Linked DNA regions of Mus musculus: region 2 is linked to region 1. A link is a loop called in an ENCODE intact Hi-C map of the cell type or tissue named here. Cell type or tissue: left cerebral cortex. All regions are shown on one strand.

Region 1 (8,000 bases):
CTCCCTTTATTTAGATGCATTCGAGGACAAAGTTCTCTCCTCAGACACCATTTGTAAAATCCTGTTTCTCAACTCTAAGGCCATATAGGCAACAACTGTGCCCTGCCTTGCTTTAGGGAGGAGGGTCTCCCCAGGTGCACCTGGAACAACCAGCTAGCTCTTAAGACTCCTCAGTGGTTTAGCTGAGTCACTAAAGACAATACTATAGTCCCCATCCTCTCTGCCATTTTTCTGCTGGAGTGATGCAGCTTGTACTGCTTGTGGACATGCATGCACGCATGTGCCCACACATCCAAACGTTGGCTCTTGACCTATGTCCTTACTCCTAGTGTAAACATGAATCAAGAAATGTAGGAGCTTCCAATACTGAGGTAAATCAACTTTGCACAAGTAAATAATCCATGGAAGGAGTTTCATCCAAATTACAAAAGAAAAGCTAACAGGAAACCTCTGAGGCAGCCTCAATCCAGTCCCCAGTTACCTGTAATCCTAGGCCTTGAAAGGTGGAAGCAGGAAGATCAGGAGTTGAAGGTGAGCCTGGGTTATAAAAGACCCTGTTTCAAAACACACACACACACACACACACACACACACACACACACACACACACACGAAGGGAAACTCACCTGAATTCAGAATAAAATCCACTGATTCATTATCTGTCACATATATGGGCAGTCCCTCACTCAGCTAAAAACCCTTGTGTTAAAGCAACAGGTAGGGAGTCTTGAGTAAAAGTTAAATGGCAAATGGGATTAGCTTGCCCACAGCTTTCCTATCATGCTGATCCTCTGACCCAAACGACCAGGCCAGAAGTTAACTATGATGTTCTTGAGCCTCCCAGATTAGCAGCTTCTCCTATTGAGACCTAAGAGGACCTAATCTGGCTCTAGAATGTCTCTTCTTCTGGTAAGGCAGAAGCAGCCCTTCCCAACTTCCATCAAGAGTCTGTTAGGGAGTAAAACTCTTGGTATGGAGATAACATACCATCTCATCTCACCTACAAATCCCCATTTTACGCCCTACAAGTGTGGAAGTATGTGAATTTCTCTGTCTACCTTGTAAATCTAACAGCTGCTCTCCCTTGCCCTCAAACACCCAGTGGGGTATCATGTAACCCAATCCTTGGGTCCCTCATTGTTGATATACCTAGGCATGTCCCTGGCCCTCTAGCCTGACCCTCATCAGAAGAGGGGAATTTGAGGAAAGGAGTCCACCTGTCTTCAGGCTCCAGCTCAAGATACTTTTTTACCTTCCCTTTCTTCAGTCCAACGTCATTTGTAGCTTGTCTCCCCATCACCATATAGACTGATAACACCCATGAAGCAAAGAACACGGTGCAGTTCAAGAAATTATTTTCCTTTCAGTGTGATTGGTTATACCAAAATCATTTCCGATGAGGCAGGCCCCATGCTGGAAGGCACAAAGAAGGCCCAGACCTCCTATTTCCCATCTGGTAGGTAGGCTGTGAACCTCTCCACTGATAGGAAGAAAAGCTGAAAGAGCCTGGAACCATGCCCAACCCTTGGGAGCAGAGCAAGGGTGACAAAGGACATAACTGAAGGAGGTTTCTCTGAGTAGAAAACATTTAAGACAGAGCTTTGAAGAGTAAGTAGGCTATTTCCTAATCAGCAAAACTAACCAATAAGGAAGTGAGCCTGTTAAGGAGGGCCTGAAATAGACAGGGGAACAGATGTGATACCCATTTGAATTAATAAAATTTAGGTATATGGACAGAGGTAAATGGATGTGTTTCTAAGTCTATTAAGGTTCACACTCTGGCCCACTTCTACTAGTAGCCAGTGCAGTGTCCTAGTTTGGACTTGTCACTTCCCCTCTTAGACTCCAATTTCCTTATAAGTAGGAAGTCCCATTAGATATTTTGTAAACCGCCCCCCCCCTCCAGTCTATGGAGGGATTGGAGATGTGGCTCAGTGGTACAGAACTTGCTCAAGGCTCTGATCCACACCCAACCCTGGGGGGTGGGGGTGGTTACTTCCAATATCCACCAAGGCAAAAACAGCCTGGAAGAGGGACCATACACACCCAGCTTCAACACAGCACATTTCACCTCAGCCTGTATGGATCCTCGAGCTTGAGGCCTCTTGAGTAATCTGAATTGCCTCATGGAAATAAAATTCCTTCACAGGCAGTTGCAACCCCAAGACCTACCAAAAGCCAGTGAAGGGTCTCTCAGCCCCCATGGTGACTGCCTCTAAAGGGGCAAAGTCATGTATGCATGCACTCTCTAGCACACACAAACCCAGTAATTCCATTGGGTAACCCCTGGGTGAATTATACTCCACCCCTTGCAAACTGAAGAGCTGACCAATACAGCCAAGTGCACACACACCCTGAATCTCTTTCCTCTTTCAAAGAGGAAAAGAGGAGTTTCTAGAAGAGCATACTCTTTAAAGGGGTAAGTACTGATCCCACAAAAGCAAAGGGCTATAGGCAGAGGCATGAACAGATTATGAACTTAGGCCTCTTTGAAAACAAAACGAAGGTAAGCAAAAGAGGCAGTTGTAATGAAGGATGGGCAGCCAGAATAGCACAAGAACTGTTAGAACTCTGAGCCTGCCAAATACACGAGACCCTGTCACCATCAACACAAGGGGTACACCTATTAAGGTGAAGAAGAGGGTATAGCAGGGTCTGCTAGTTGCTCTCTCAAGCCACCTAAAACTTGATCAGAACAATTTGAAAACTTTGTTTTGGAGGATTCTAGGCCTTTGTTGTAAGGGAACTTGACTTTTTAGAAACCTGGTTACCTTCTAACATCCAACCTCTGCAAAATGGTAACAAATTAACACCAAAGTGGTCAATTGTTTTCAGTAAACTAATGAATATGTAGAGGTCCCAGGAAGCTAAGACATAGGCCTGCAATGGACTTTGGAGCTGACTGTAATTAGGCCCCTGCCCTACTTTCTAAAATTGTATTTCCCTGCCAGAAAGTCTGCTCCGGGCCTTAGTAGAAGAAAGGTGGTCCAGGAAATGGAGAAGGTGTTGCTGCTGCTCCTGTGGAAGACATCTCTAAAAACAGCTCTACTACTACACAAGTTGTACCCCTGCCCTTAGCCTTACCTTACTGGGCTAATTTCTGCCACCACAGCTGCCTGGGCTGACATAAGCATCACCAACCTTCCCACCCCCCTTTCTGCAGAGGCCCTGAGAAAAGCCCAGCTCCCTGCAGGCAACAGGTGTGGAGAGACAAGGAACTCAAGAGGGTTGAACCCACCAGTCTTTCAGAGTCAACTTGGGAGGGGGAATAGTTCAGAGGTGCAGAGGCAGGCCTGTATACTCAGCCTGGCAGGGGAGGTGCTGAGAAGCTGCCAGGAGAGTCTGGCTCCAATTCTTGTTCCATGAACTACCCCAGACCACGATCTCCTGCCTACTTTCTGCCTCCTCAGTGTGGAGTGTGTGAGATGGAGGGTGGGGTCAATTGCTTCACACTTGGTCCTGCCCTCAAATGAAGAGGAGGTGCCTGGGACCGCAGGGGCCCAGAAAGGATGAGGGTGCACGGAAGAGGCTAAGGAGCTGGCAAGGGAGGAAGCACTGCAGGCTGCACCTACTGCAGCAGAGGGAAGCTTCTAGTCTACCAGAGGCAAGGGGGCTGGCTCTCACCTGGACACAACTGGCACATACTTTCAGCTTTGGCAAGCCCCAGCACTTCTTTTCCCTTAGGGCAAGGAAAAGGTCCTGAAGGCTCTTGGGCAGTCAACCGGCGACTCAGGCCAATCCCCCGTACTACATGTGCAGAAAGTGCCAAGAGGCTACCAGAGAAGGACTCAAAGCTTTCTGCCCTAAAGACAGAGCAAGGGAAGCAAGCAAGGAACAACATGTGGCTCCCATAAGGGAGGGGACAGAGGCCAGGCTTTAGATCAGCTATACCTGCAGATAGGCTCCTCCCAATTTGCAAGGGCTTGGGTTTGGGGAAGGAGGCACTAGTTAACCCCTTCAATCTCTCTCTCTCTCTCTCTCTCTCTCTCTCTCTCTCTCTCTCTCACACACACACACACACACACACACACACACACACACACAAAAGACACACTGAGCCCTCCAGTCTGCTATGGGGGGCGGGGTGGGGGAACTCAATTGTTAAGGCACCAGATTAGGAAAAGAAATAATTTGAAGGAAAAAAAAACTACAAAAATTCACAACTGGTACAATACCCCCATGTGTGTGTAGGGGGGGGCAGTATAGTCATCATGCCATTCGTATTTGCCACGAGGGTCTCATTAGTCTGTTAAAAGCCTGCACCTTAAAGAATGCTTCCCTCTTTTTTTCTGGGTGTAGAGAACGGATCTGTGATCTAAATATTATCTTTTCTCCCGAACGAGCATGGGCGCTGGAGATGAGGACTATCGCAGGAGGGGGGAGGATTCCGCCTGCGCCAAGAGAACACATCCGCTGCCGCGCCAGCCCCAGCCCACTGGGTAACGGTGTACGTCTGAAGTCACTGTCGCCCGCGACATCCCCTCCCCCTCACCAGTCGGAGTAGAGGGTTTCTCTAAGTACCGAAATGCAACCTTTAAACACAGAAGAGTACGGGGGTGTAAGAACGGGGGTTGAAAAATCAGGGAGAAAGCAAAGATGGCAATAAGTGCAAAGAGAGAAGGAAAACACATCAGGGGAGTGAGATAGGAAAAGAGAAGATAGGGAAAAGAAGGGTTAGGAGAGAGATGGAGGGAAGACTTTGAGAAACCCAGGGCGGTAGCACTTACCAGTGTTGTACACGTGTAGTTCGTCCACTATCCCCTCGTTGCCGCCGCCAAACACCACTATAAGCTCCTTGATAGCCACTGCACGGTGGCCGTGGCGGGGTCGGGGCACGGGACCCGACCAGCCCACCACCCGTTTCCAGCGGGGCTGCAGAAGCACCGCTGGCAAGTTTGCGGGAGACACAGCCGAAGCCATAGTTCCGGTTAAGGATGCAGTGGGAAGAGGTCACTGAATGGGAGGATACCCTTAATTCTTCACACACCCCCTTTCGTCTAAGGCAGCTCTCACGAAGAAGCGGCTCCTTACACAGCGGTGGACGACTCCATGGAGGCCGCCATCTTAACTATCCTCCTTCCTTTGGCTCTTCCCCCCCTTCTCACTCAGCTCGTATCCTTAAAAGCTTCTCAGAACTGCAGAGCACCTATTCCCGAGAAGCTGGAGGCCACTGAGCGCCGTCGCTCTAACTATTTGCCTGGGTGTTCCCGCTTAGAACCTCGAGCAGGAGGCTCTGGGAGCCGCCATCTTGAGCCGCCTCTCTCTCCTCCCTTCCTCAGTCGTAGCCCTCCCCCGCCGGAAATGGCGGAGCCCCGGCCCGGTTCCCACACCCCCCGTCCCCAGCACTGGCTGGCTTCCGGGGCGGGTGGAAAAGAGCCACAAATGCCGCGGTTGTCTCAACTTCGCCGACAGTCAGACCACAATTGTGGAAGCCGCCATCTTGAAACCGTCCTGCTTCCCCACCCAGCACTTAGTACAACCACCGATCGCAGAACCCCAACGTTCCTAAGTAATAAAGGCGTGTCAGAGGCTGGCGGAACGGGCTCCAACTCTCAGTTGCTGCTCGAAGCCCCGACCCGTATGGCTCGAGAGGTTTTGCACCTCTCCCTTGAGTCCGCCTCTGCTATTCAGGCTGTGGCGGCCGCCCTGGGAGCCGCCATCTTGAGACTAGCTTCTCTTCCCCCCCCCACCCCACCTATCCTCTTCTTCCTGGACAGTTCTTCCACAGCAAACCAAACGCAAGGCAGCGTCCAATCCTCGCTTCCCTCCTTAAGACTCCTTCCCACAGGAGCCGCTCGAAAGAGCAGGAGTTAAGACCCGAAGTGACAATTGTACGGCAGAAGAAGCGGTAACGGCAGGGCGATCATGCCTCCTCCCTGGGAGCCGCCATCTTGTGTGAAGAAGTAACAACTAAACATGGCGGCTATCGGGCGAGGGGGCGGGGTCAGAAGACGTCACCTTTCCCCCTCCTCCCCGCCTTCGCACGTCTTTGACTCTGGTCTCAAGCCTCTTAAAGGACCCAAAGCTCATAAAGAATTAAAAGCTTCTTTAAAAACCAGTGCGTTGTCTATTTGCGGGCGAGTTGGTGCTCTGTGCAGTAAGCTAGAGACAGTAGAGTTCAGGTCAGGTGCAGTAGTGCCCCGCCCTGCACTCCCCCCCACCAGGGCTCTTCCACGCCTCCACTCTGGGAGTCGCCATCTTGCCACTTCCCCACGCCCGGTCGTCTGCGGGCGTCAATAGCGAGTTTCAGCACAAAACAAAGATGGCCGCGGCATCTAGGGATGCCCGGATGAAAATCTAACTCCGTTCAGTCGCTTGGCCACGCCCCCTGGGAACTGTCTCCCAGGTCGCTGATGGGACACAAACCAGAGAAATGGCCTTTAACTAGCAGTGGCGGCATGACACATGGTAGTTAAGGGTGGCAAAGAATACTGCGATTGCACCCTTTGCTGAGAAGCATCTCTTTTCCCGCTCCGAACACTCTGCGACACTTAGAACCCAGCTACAGCGGGTAGCTGCAGGCGGGGCCAGAGCGGAAGGTGACGCCATGAGCTCACAGGGGCGGAGCTGCTGCCCGCTCCCAGGAGCGCCAGCAACACCCCGAGGCGTCTCCACATCCGCCCGCGCCTCCCGAAGGACTCGGCCACGCGCTCTGAATTGCAGCGCACCAGGCTACCCGCAGCCAGCGGCCCTGGGAGGCTACCGGCACCGGAGCAAAGCCAGCGCGGGAGCAGTCTGCGCCACTCGCGTCACCCGCCCCGCCTTCTTCCCAGGGCTTCTCGCCCCACCTTTGCGCAGGCGTACAACATCTTTATGGGTCCGCCCTTTTTTGAGATTTGAATTTTCCCCAGCAAAGGCAGAGAAGTAAAAATCCCCGGATGGTGAACGCTGTTTTTTTTCGCGCCAATATTGTAAGCTCACACAACAACCTTGAAAAAGGAGCGTTATCGTCTTCATGTCTACGTTCCAAGTCTCCAAGGAGGCCATTTAGACACAGCACTGTCATCACTGTCATAGGCAGGTTGTAGCACAGAGGTCCTAAACTGATGTCCCAGAGCACACACTAAAAGCAGATTATTTCTCCACACTAACCTTTCTTTATTCCATCCTTATTTTAACTACTAGTGGAATTTTGACATTTCCTATAGTTGAAAATGTAGGAAGCAGAACAAGGAGTATCAGAAACACCTGTGACTTTGTCATCAAAGGATATGTACAGATCACTATAGGTCCTGTAGCTGCTTTGTACAGATCTAGAAATTAAATTACAAGCTCTACTGGCAGCCTGAATAACTTTAATGTTGCTGTATTGAACCTGCTGTAGATCTTATAATTTGATATCAATATCATGTGCAAATTACCATATCATACTGTAAACAATATGTAATAATCTTCTTTTCATGTATTAAGTTTATTTAGTATTCTCAGCTTTAGTTTATCCAATTGCAAATATTCATTTAGTAAAGGCCAGAGATGAGCCCCTGTTTATATTGTTGCACCATTAAGAGCTGGTGACCTTGGCCAGTCTCTTTTATAATCCAAACACTTTCCTGTAAAATAAAGGATCTGAGCTGCTGGTCTTCCAGGGGCTTAACTGAATTCAGCATGTTTTGTTCTCAAAATCAGAAGCTACCAATTAGTTCCTCTGGGGGCTGGGGGCTTATAGGTGGCTATGGTTATCCAAATCTGGGAGTGTCCCTTTCTATGCCTTCACATCTGCAGAAAAATCTCAATGGACAGTCCTGGGCACAATAGAATGTTCTCATAAATACTGCAAGCCAAAAAGCTACCTCTGTTCCAGCTTGGAGGTGACAGTGGCTGGTGCTTAAATCTATACAACCACAAGAAAAAGGCATGTGTAAAGAACATGTATTTTATGAAGATGTTCCTTAGCTGGGAAGTTGTTAGCTGGACAGAGTGGTTGAAATTTGGAGCAAATGCCTGCTACACAACTAGTTTCTACAGAAATAGAGGTGGAGTGAAGGCAAGATACATTGTCA
Region 2 (8,000 bases), 100 kb after region 1:
CCAACACTGAGCCCCAGGTATGGCACCATTCCTTGGGGTGACCAGCCAGCAACCTGGTGGCAGGCTAACTACATTGGACCACTTCCTCCGTGGAAAGGGCAATATTTTATTCTTACTGGAGTAGATACTCTTATTCTGGTCATGGATTTGCCTTTCTTACACGTAATGACAAAACCACCATCCGTGGACTTACAGAATGCCTTATCTATCCTCATGGTATCCCATACAGTATTGCTTCTGATCAAGGAACTCATTTCACAGCCAGAGAAGTGCAACAGTGGGCCCATGATCATGGAATCTACTGGTCTTACCATGTTTCTCACCATCCTAAAGCAGCTGGTCTGATAGAAAGATGGCATGGCTTTTGAAGATGCAGTCACAGCGCCAACTAAGTGGCAGCAGCACGGAAGTCAGCAACCAATATATGGTATGGTATCTCCCATACCCAGGATCCACAGGTACAGAAATGAAGGGGTGGGTAAAAGGAATAGTTCCACTCACTATTCCCCCTAGTGGCCTACTAGAAAAATTTTTTGCTTCTTGTTCCCATGACATTAAGTTCTGCTGACCTAGAAGTTTTGGTTCCTGAGTCAGGAGCGCTCCTGCCTAAAGACGTAAGAAATAGTTCATTAAACTAGAAGTTCAAACTTCCCTCTGGCCATTTTGGGTTTCTGATGCCCTTAAACTAATAGCTAAGAAAGGACTAACAGTGTTAGGAAGAGTGACTGGTTACCAAGAGGGATTGGACTGTTTCTCCACAATGGAGTTAATAAAGATTGTCTCAAGTGCTAAAGATCCTTGAGAGCATCTCTTGGAGCTACAGTGCCCCGTGTTTAAAGCCAATGGCAAAGTATAACACCTAATGCAGGCAGGATGATAAAGGGTACAGACCCTTCAAGAATGAAGGTATGGGTCACACCTCCAAGAAGAGAGACCTGATGAGTTCTTAACAAGGGTTCAGGAACTACAGAATGGGTAGTAGAGGAAGGAAGCTATAAATATAAGGCCACATGACAGTTCCAGAAATTAGAATTATAACTGACCTTAGTGTTTCTGTCAAATTTTGTTAAAATGTCTTTGTATATTTGCATTTTCTTTCCTTTATTTCTTTATCATGTAATGCAACATCAATTAAGAGAATATTAGTGGTTATACTTAAGTTTGAGATACTAAAAGAGTATCTCTCAAGGGACATTGCCACCTATTCAAAAATTTATAATGCATTTGGGGTTGCAGAAGGGATAGTTATGTTAGAATTATGACCTGGTTATTGTTTTCATTTGGAAATTAAGCATGACTTAAGGAGACATGACTGAATGTCACATTGATAAGAGGTGGACAGGTGGACTTGTGGTCGATCTTCTTGGTTGTCAACTTGACTACATCTATGATTAAGCAGCTGGGCGTAACTGTGTTTTTTTTTTCATAATTTTATCATTTAAAGTGGAAAGAGACACCATTAATCCATATCTTTGAGGTGGAAAGATACACCTTTATTCTGGGCCACACCTTCTGCTGGCTGCTTATATAAAGAACATGGAAGAAGGAAGCTTACTCTCTTTGACTGCTCGTCCCCCCTCTGGCTGGCAAGTCCATTCTTTCACTGGTATTAGAACTTACTTCTATGAGATTCTGGCATATACTAATGACCAGTGGAGACATCAAGTCTCATGGACTGAACAACTACTGGATTCTTGGACCTTCTGTTGGTAGACAGCCATTGCTGAACTAGCAGGACCACAGTCTGTTAAGACATACTAATATATATATATATATATATATATATGTGTGTGTGTGTGTGTGTGTGTGTGTGTGTGTGTGTGTGTGTATGTGTGTGTGTGTGTATGTATGTATGTATGTATGTATGTATGTTGTATCAGAGTTTTTGTAAGAAAAGTAGAGCAAACGAGTTACTCTGCCATTAACAAAAGCAAACACTCCACATGATTTGTTTTAAAACAGGGTCTTACTATGTAGTCCTGGAGCATACTATATAGACCAGGGTAATCACATATTCACAGAGATCCTTCAGCCTCTGTGTCTCGAGTTTTGGGATTAAAGGCCTGTATCACCACAGGCCAGGCAGGTATAGCAGGTAATTTTTATGCATATATCCTGACTTTACATCGGTAGTAAGATTTCTAACAGAAAAAAAAAAAAACCTGATGCATCAACTTTTGTTAATACTGCTATTAGTTTTATAATTTTATATTTTTATTTTATATATGAATGTTTTACATGTCTGTCTATGCATCTATCACATGAGTACTTGAAGCTGGCAGGGGTGGATTTGGATCCACTGAAACTGGAGTTACAGATAGTTGTGAGCCACCTTGTGGATGCTAGGAACAGAATTAGGTCTTCTGCAAGAGCAGTAAGTACTCTTCATCACTGAGCCATCTCTTCTGTCCCTTGTAATTATTTTATACATATTACAAAACAAAGCCAGTAAGTGTGAATATTAGCATTGTTAGAAATCAACATTTTCAGTGAAGAAAAAAAATATGGGCATAAGTTAAAGACTACTGAAAGCTAAAAACTGTCTTTGAAAAAAATCTCTCACAGTTATGCCCAGCTGCTTAATCACAGATGTAGTCAAGTTGACAACCACAAGTCCACCTCTTATCAACGTGACATTCAGTCATATCTTCTTTGATTTCGTTATACAATCATGATTTTTTTAAAAAAATTAAATAATTTTCCCAGCTTTGCTCACCCAAAGGGTCTAGATGTGCTGTTAACCCAGTAAAAATAAATCACATCTGGCATACACACTTGGGGATCTAAATACCATTTACCACTATAATGAACCAGCGATTCTTGCAGTCAATTCTGGGACCAAAAAAGCACATGTTGGGATGCAATATTTGGTGTTAGAAAACAAGAGAACTGCTCAAAGACTAGTTAATAAGAGTGTGACAAGAGAGCACAGGCATCAATATAAAGAGCTTCTTCAATGTCCAAATTCAGAATGATTTGATGACAAAACAATGACTGTAGCTGAATTCTAAAATTTCTATTTTTTTTTTTTTGGTTTTTTGAGACAGGGTTTCTCTGTATAGCCCTGGCTGTTCTGGAACTCACTCTGTAGACCAGGCTGGCCTCGAACTCAGAAATCCGCCTGCCTCTGCCTCCCGAGTGCTGGGATTAAAGGCATGCACCACCACGTCCGGCCTAATTTTTTTTTTTGAGACAAGTTCTCTGTATAGTTTTGGCCTGGACTCAAACTCAGAGATCCACCTGCCTTTGCCTCTTGTGTGCTGGGATTAAAGATGTGTCACCATAGACTGGCTGAATTCTAAAATTTCTAATAAATAAAACTTCAGGAGTCCATCAACATGAAAAACGTATCAACAAATATGTTGTCACTAATAATCACTAATTCTACTTTGAAATTTAGTAATCAATCCAGTAAAAATCTGTACCTTTTGGGGGAGAAATAGTTCCTCCTTACGGATAATTCTTTACAGAGGGATGGCAACTGGGAGATGACAGAATTAGATAAACCATAATTTTGCAGCACATAGTAAAATAATGGATTCAGGTAAGAATTATGAATGAATGCTAAAGTCATCAAGTGAATACCTGTTAGAAACAAAGATATTTGTATGGTGCTTAAACCATGTAGATTATTTGTTGGTTACAACAGAAAAATTGTACATACTCCAATAAATGGAAATTAAAAAAATATTGAGAAGTCAGGTGGTGGTGGCACACACCTTTAAATCCCAGCACCCAGGGAGGAAGAGGTAGGCAGATCTCTGAATTCCAGGCTAGCCAAGCCTACAAAGAGAGTTCCAGAAAAGTTGATACAGGAGCAACCCAAGGTTCCAAAATTAAAAAGAAAAGAACAGAATATATATCTCTTTTTTTTTATTTTATGTGCAGGACTGTCCTGCCTCCAAGTAATTGTGCCCCATGTATTCAGTGCTCATGGAGGACAGCAGAGGACATTAGATCTTCCTGGAACTGGAGTTACAGACAGCTGCGGGTGCTGGGAATAGAACCTGGGCCCTCTACAAGAGCAACAAGTGCTCTCAACTACTAAGCCATCCATCTGTCTGGCCCAAGAAGTTAAGATTTTAAAAAGACAACAATAGACAAAACTATTCTGACTGAGCAATCTCTAGAACAATGAAATGAAAGACACAGTCCCTTTAAATTTCAGAACACAGAGGATAAAGAGAATATTCTAAAAATCTAGGGAAGGAAAAACAAAAGGAGGTCACTTATATGAGACCTAAAATAAGCCAGACTCAGAAAGACAAAAACCTAGCATGGTGATCCTATCCATAAAATAAAATAGTACTATAAAATAGTACTATAAAAATCTTATTGCCTAAAATCAGTGCTTGGGCCACTATAGACATTTCACTCCATTGTCAGATGAATGAATGATAGTAACTTAATGTACTGCATATGCTTCAGCATGGAATATGCAAAAAGTTCATTATGTAAAAAATAAGTGTCAGTATAACCAAGAGACCTAGGTTTATAAGGATGTCAATGAGGATGCTGTTTGACATGTCATCCAAAGAACTGCTGTATCCATCTGAGAGGCGATTCGTGGCTTGGACTGAGATCTTGGCAGTGGAAATGATGAGAAGCAGCTTGACTCATATGAAGTGCTATTAAAAGATGGTGAAAGAAAGAGCAGAATCAAGACTGACTCTTTGAATCTGGATTAACTGGTTAGATATTGGTATTATTTCCTAAAATGGAGTAAAGAGCAGATGGAACAAGGTTAAAGAGGAAGTTAAGAATTATGTTTAGGACTTTAAGTTTAATGGGCAACTCAAGTATATCTAAAGAACTCATTACATTTGAGACTTCGGAAGGTTTGGGTACAGGTAGAGGTGGTTCCACTGGCTTGCTGATACATCATCATTTCAGAGTAATGAAAAGGCAGAAACAATAGAAATGTCACTTACTGATGGCACAGTCTTGACAAGTTATAAAATGACATTGAAATGATATGTGGGGACCAAAAATAGTACTATAAAAATCTTATTCAGCTGTTAGCTACCAATCTATGGCAAATTTATGGACAATATCTACTTTTCCTCTTTCTATATTTTATGAAACCTTTTCTATCAAGTGCATATTATTTTTATTTTTGGAGGCAGGAGGACCACAAGTTCAAATACACTATTATTTTTAGAGTAAGAAATGCAGTTGAGCTTCTCTTTATTTTAGTGGAAAGAGTTCACGCCATCTATTTTACTGCTGTGCAGAGGTATGTTAAGGAAAAAAGGCAGATTACATGTTAGATGAGCTCACTCCCTAAAATGTTATGTATGCAGGAAGGAAAAGGAAAACTAGAAGAAAGTTTAAAATGCCAATAGCACTTGTGATCAGAACTCAAGAGACGGAGGCAGAAAGATTGCAAGTTTGAGGTCAGCCTGTGCAACACATTGAGATGTTTCAAAGAAAGAAAGGAAAAACAACAAAAATCCACCTAAAATGTCAATGGCATAGGCTATTAATATAAACTTTTAGGCTATTAAATATTAAGTCATTGATGTGGCATTAAGTACTCAAAACAGATTTTTGGATTGCTGAGGTGGCTCAGCAGGTAAATGTACTTGTACACAACGCAGGATAGCAAAAACGATTCACCTAGCAGAGAAAGCCCGGCCTCAGCCTTGGCATAAGTCAGCAGGAGGGACCTGGAGGGACGCCAGGAGAAGTTCTCAGCTGTGCCTCTCAGCGAAGATGTGAGACCAACAAGTGTGGCACAAGTAGCTCTGTCTGTAAGCAAGCCAAGCTCGGGCTCCATCACTGTCCGTAGAGTCCTATTTATACCCTCCACACATCACGTATCCTTCACATGTCTTGCCTCAGCACATGCATCTGTCTCGGCTGACACCACTCTGCCAATCATTCTGAGTCTGTGGAAGTAGCAAGACACTGTAGCACATCATCAGAAGGTTTTGGTGCGGTTCTCTCTATGGAGTTCCAACAAATGCAGCTCAACTGTGTAACGTAAGGTGGACCAATACATGTGTGTCGTTTGCAAAGAATCCTTCATCACATGTCCTTTCATGTGCTTGCTTTAGCAAAACATCCTTTCTTCTGCGTCCATTTCAACAAAATGTTCCTTCATGTGATTGCCCCAGTAAAACATCATCCAAAACAACTGACTTTCCAAAGAAACCTTAAGTTTCTACTTCAACACAGTGAGGCACTATCTCAAAATAAAAAGATGAAGCTTTAAATTTCATTTTGTAAAAATAAAAACCAAAAAATATTTATTTTTAAATTATAATTATGAAGTAGGGGATAGAAGTAATTAATACACACATGTGAGTATGAGTATCCATAGAAGAAAGAAGAAAGCATTTGGAGCCCTCTGGAGATTGATTTAAAGGTAGTTGGTGACCCACCTAACATGGATGCTGGGAACCATACCCAGGCACTCTGCAAGAGTAGTATGTGCTATTTAACTGCTGAGCCATCTCTCCAGTTCCTTTGTCTTTTTCGTATACCTGTGCTTTTCCCTATATAACTGCTTAGTTGGGTACTAATACCAATTGTAGAAATATCTAATATCAATCTAGGGCTTCTATCCTGCCTTTGATCATTTAGTTCCCAGATAAAAGACACATAACTTTTATGATTTACAATAAGTTTTAATCTGCACTAGAGTTGGGCAGCTGTCTACCCTCTATGTTGTTAGAATTTATTTTCCTATAGATAACTCTGAGTTATTATGTTTACTATGTTTCATCTGTGCTGTTCTTAACTCCAATTGGCCAACTCTCATGGGTATGCTTTCTTGACTCCTAACTCATGGTGTCTTTCTCCTCTCTCCACCTTCTTCTCTCTCTCCTTGTGGTCTGCTCTGACCCACAAGGCCAGGAACACCAAGCCCTGTCTATCTCAATTCTGCCCAGCTATAGGCTATAGGCATCTCTATTCACAAATCAGAAATAACTTGGGGGCAAGGTCACATAGCATCACTTGGGTCTCTTATCTCTGGGACAACCAGGTCTTGGGAGCCCACATTTAGCATTACAATATACAATAACAGACCAAACCACAACAGATACCTTAAGTTTTAAAAAAAGATTTATTTTTAAGTGGTATAGAGTGAAAACACTCATGGACGCTAGAGATGTTGGATCTCTCTGGAGCTAGAGTTACAAGTTGTTGTGAGCTACCTAACATGGGTTCTGGGGTTCAAACTTGGGTCCTCTAATAAGAGATATGGGTGCTCTTGTAACTGCTAAACCATCTTTCTGGCCCATTGATAACTTATTTTACAAGTTTTACTTATTTATGTGTATACCCATGCCATACAGAAGTGAGAGGTTAGCAGGTAGTGTCTTCCTCTATTGCGTCCCAGCTTATTTTTTTATTATTTTAAGGGACTATTTTATGTGCATGTCTGTATGTACATGTATCATGAATATGCAGGTGGCCAAGGAGGCCAGAAGAAGGTGACAGATATCTTGGTTCTAGAGCCACAGTTGGTTGTGAGCTGCTATAGATGCTGGGAACTGAACCAAGCCCTCTGCAAGAGTAGAAAGCACTCTTAACCACTGAGTGTTCTATTCAGTATCCTCCACCTTATTTTGAGAAAGTGTCTCTCACCAAACTTGAACCTCACAGACTGACTAGACTAGCTAGTCAGAGGGCCCCTGGGATCCTATTGCTTTCATCTCTGCCATATCTGTTTGTTGGCGATCAGAACTCAGATTCTCATGTGTGTATATGTATGTATGTATGTATGTATGTATGTGTGTGTGTGTGTGTGTGTATGTATGTATGTGTGTATATATATATATATATATATATATATATATATATATATATATATATATATATATATATGAATGAAGCACTTTACCCAGTGATTCTAAAGTTTTCTTGAGGTATTTTTCAAAGTGACTGGTCATTTAATTATTTATTTATGATGGGGTCCCAAGTACTGACCAAACCCGACATAATTTTTTAAAAGTTTATTGCTGCATGGGATAATAAACACACCATCTAAA

Evidence for each region. A loop is a pair of places that touch in the nucleus more often than their neighbours do. Peaks named below come from ENCODE experiments on the same cell type or tissue, not always from the same donor. Only the 100,000 strongest peaks of a DNase experiment are listed, where the experiment ranks them.
Region 2: a loop joins it to region 1, with 3 times the contacts of the local background. A loop is called at or near these places in 3 of 42 quality-filtered maps.

The regions. Positions count from the first base shown.
Region 1 is chrX:73,961,084-73,969,083 of GRCm38, forward strand. Hcfc1 (host cell factor C1) reads right to left here and starts at 5,274. Exons shown (of 26, transcript NM_008224.4): 1 at 4,728-5,274. The coding sequence starts at 4,920. In left cerebral cortex, no CTCF peak of the experiment used is centred here; DNase peaks (open chromatin) are centred at 3,364, 3,651, 4,447, 5,351 and 4 more places; H3K4me3 peaks cover 3,752 bases; H3K27ac peaks cover 3,206 bases.
Region 2 is chrX:74,062,357-74,070,356 of GRCm38, forward strand. All of the region lies in intron 2 of Mecp2 (methyl CpG binding protein 2), which reads right to left. Among named protein-coding and RNA genes, the nearest start is that of Mecp2, 19 kb to the right of the region's middle. In left cerebral cortex, a CTCF peak has its summit at 537 (motif pointing left); DNase peaks (open chromatin) are centred at 4,537 and 5,729.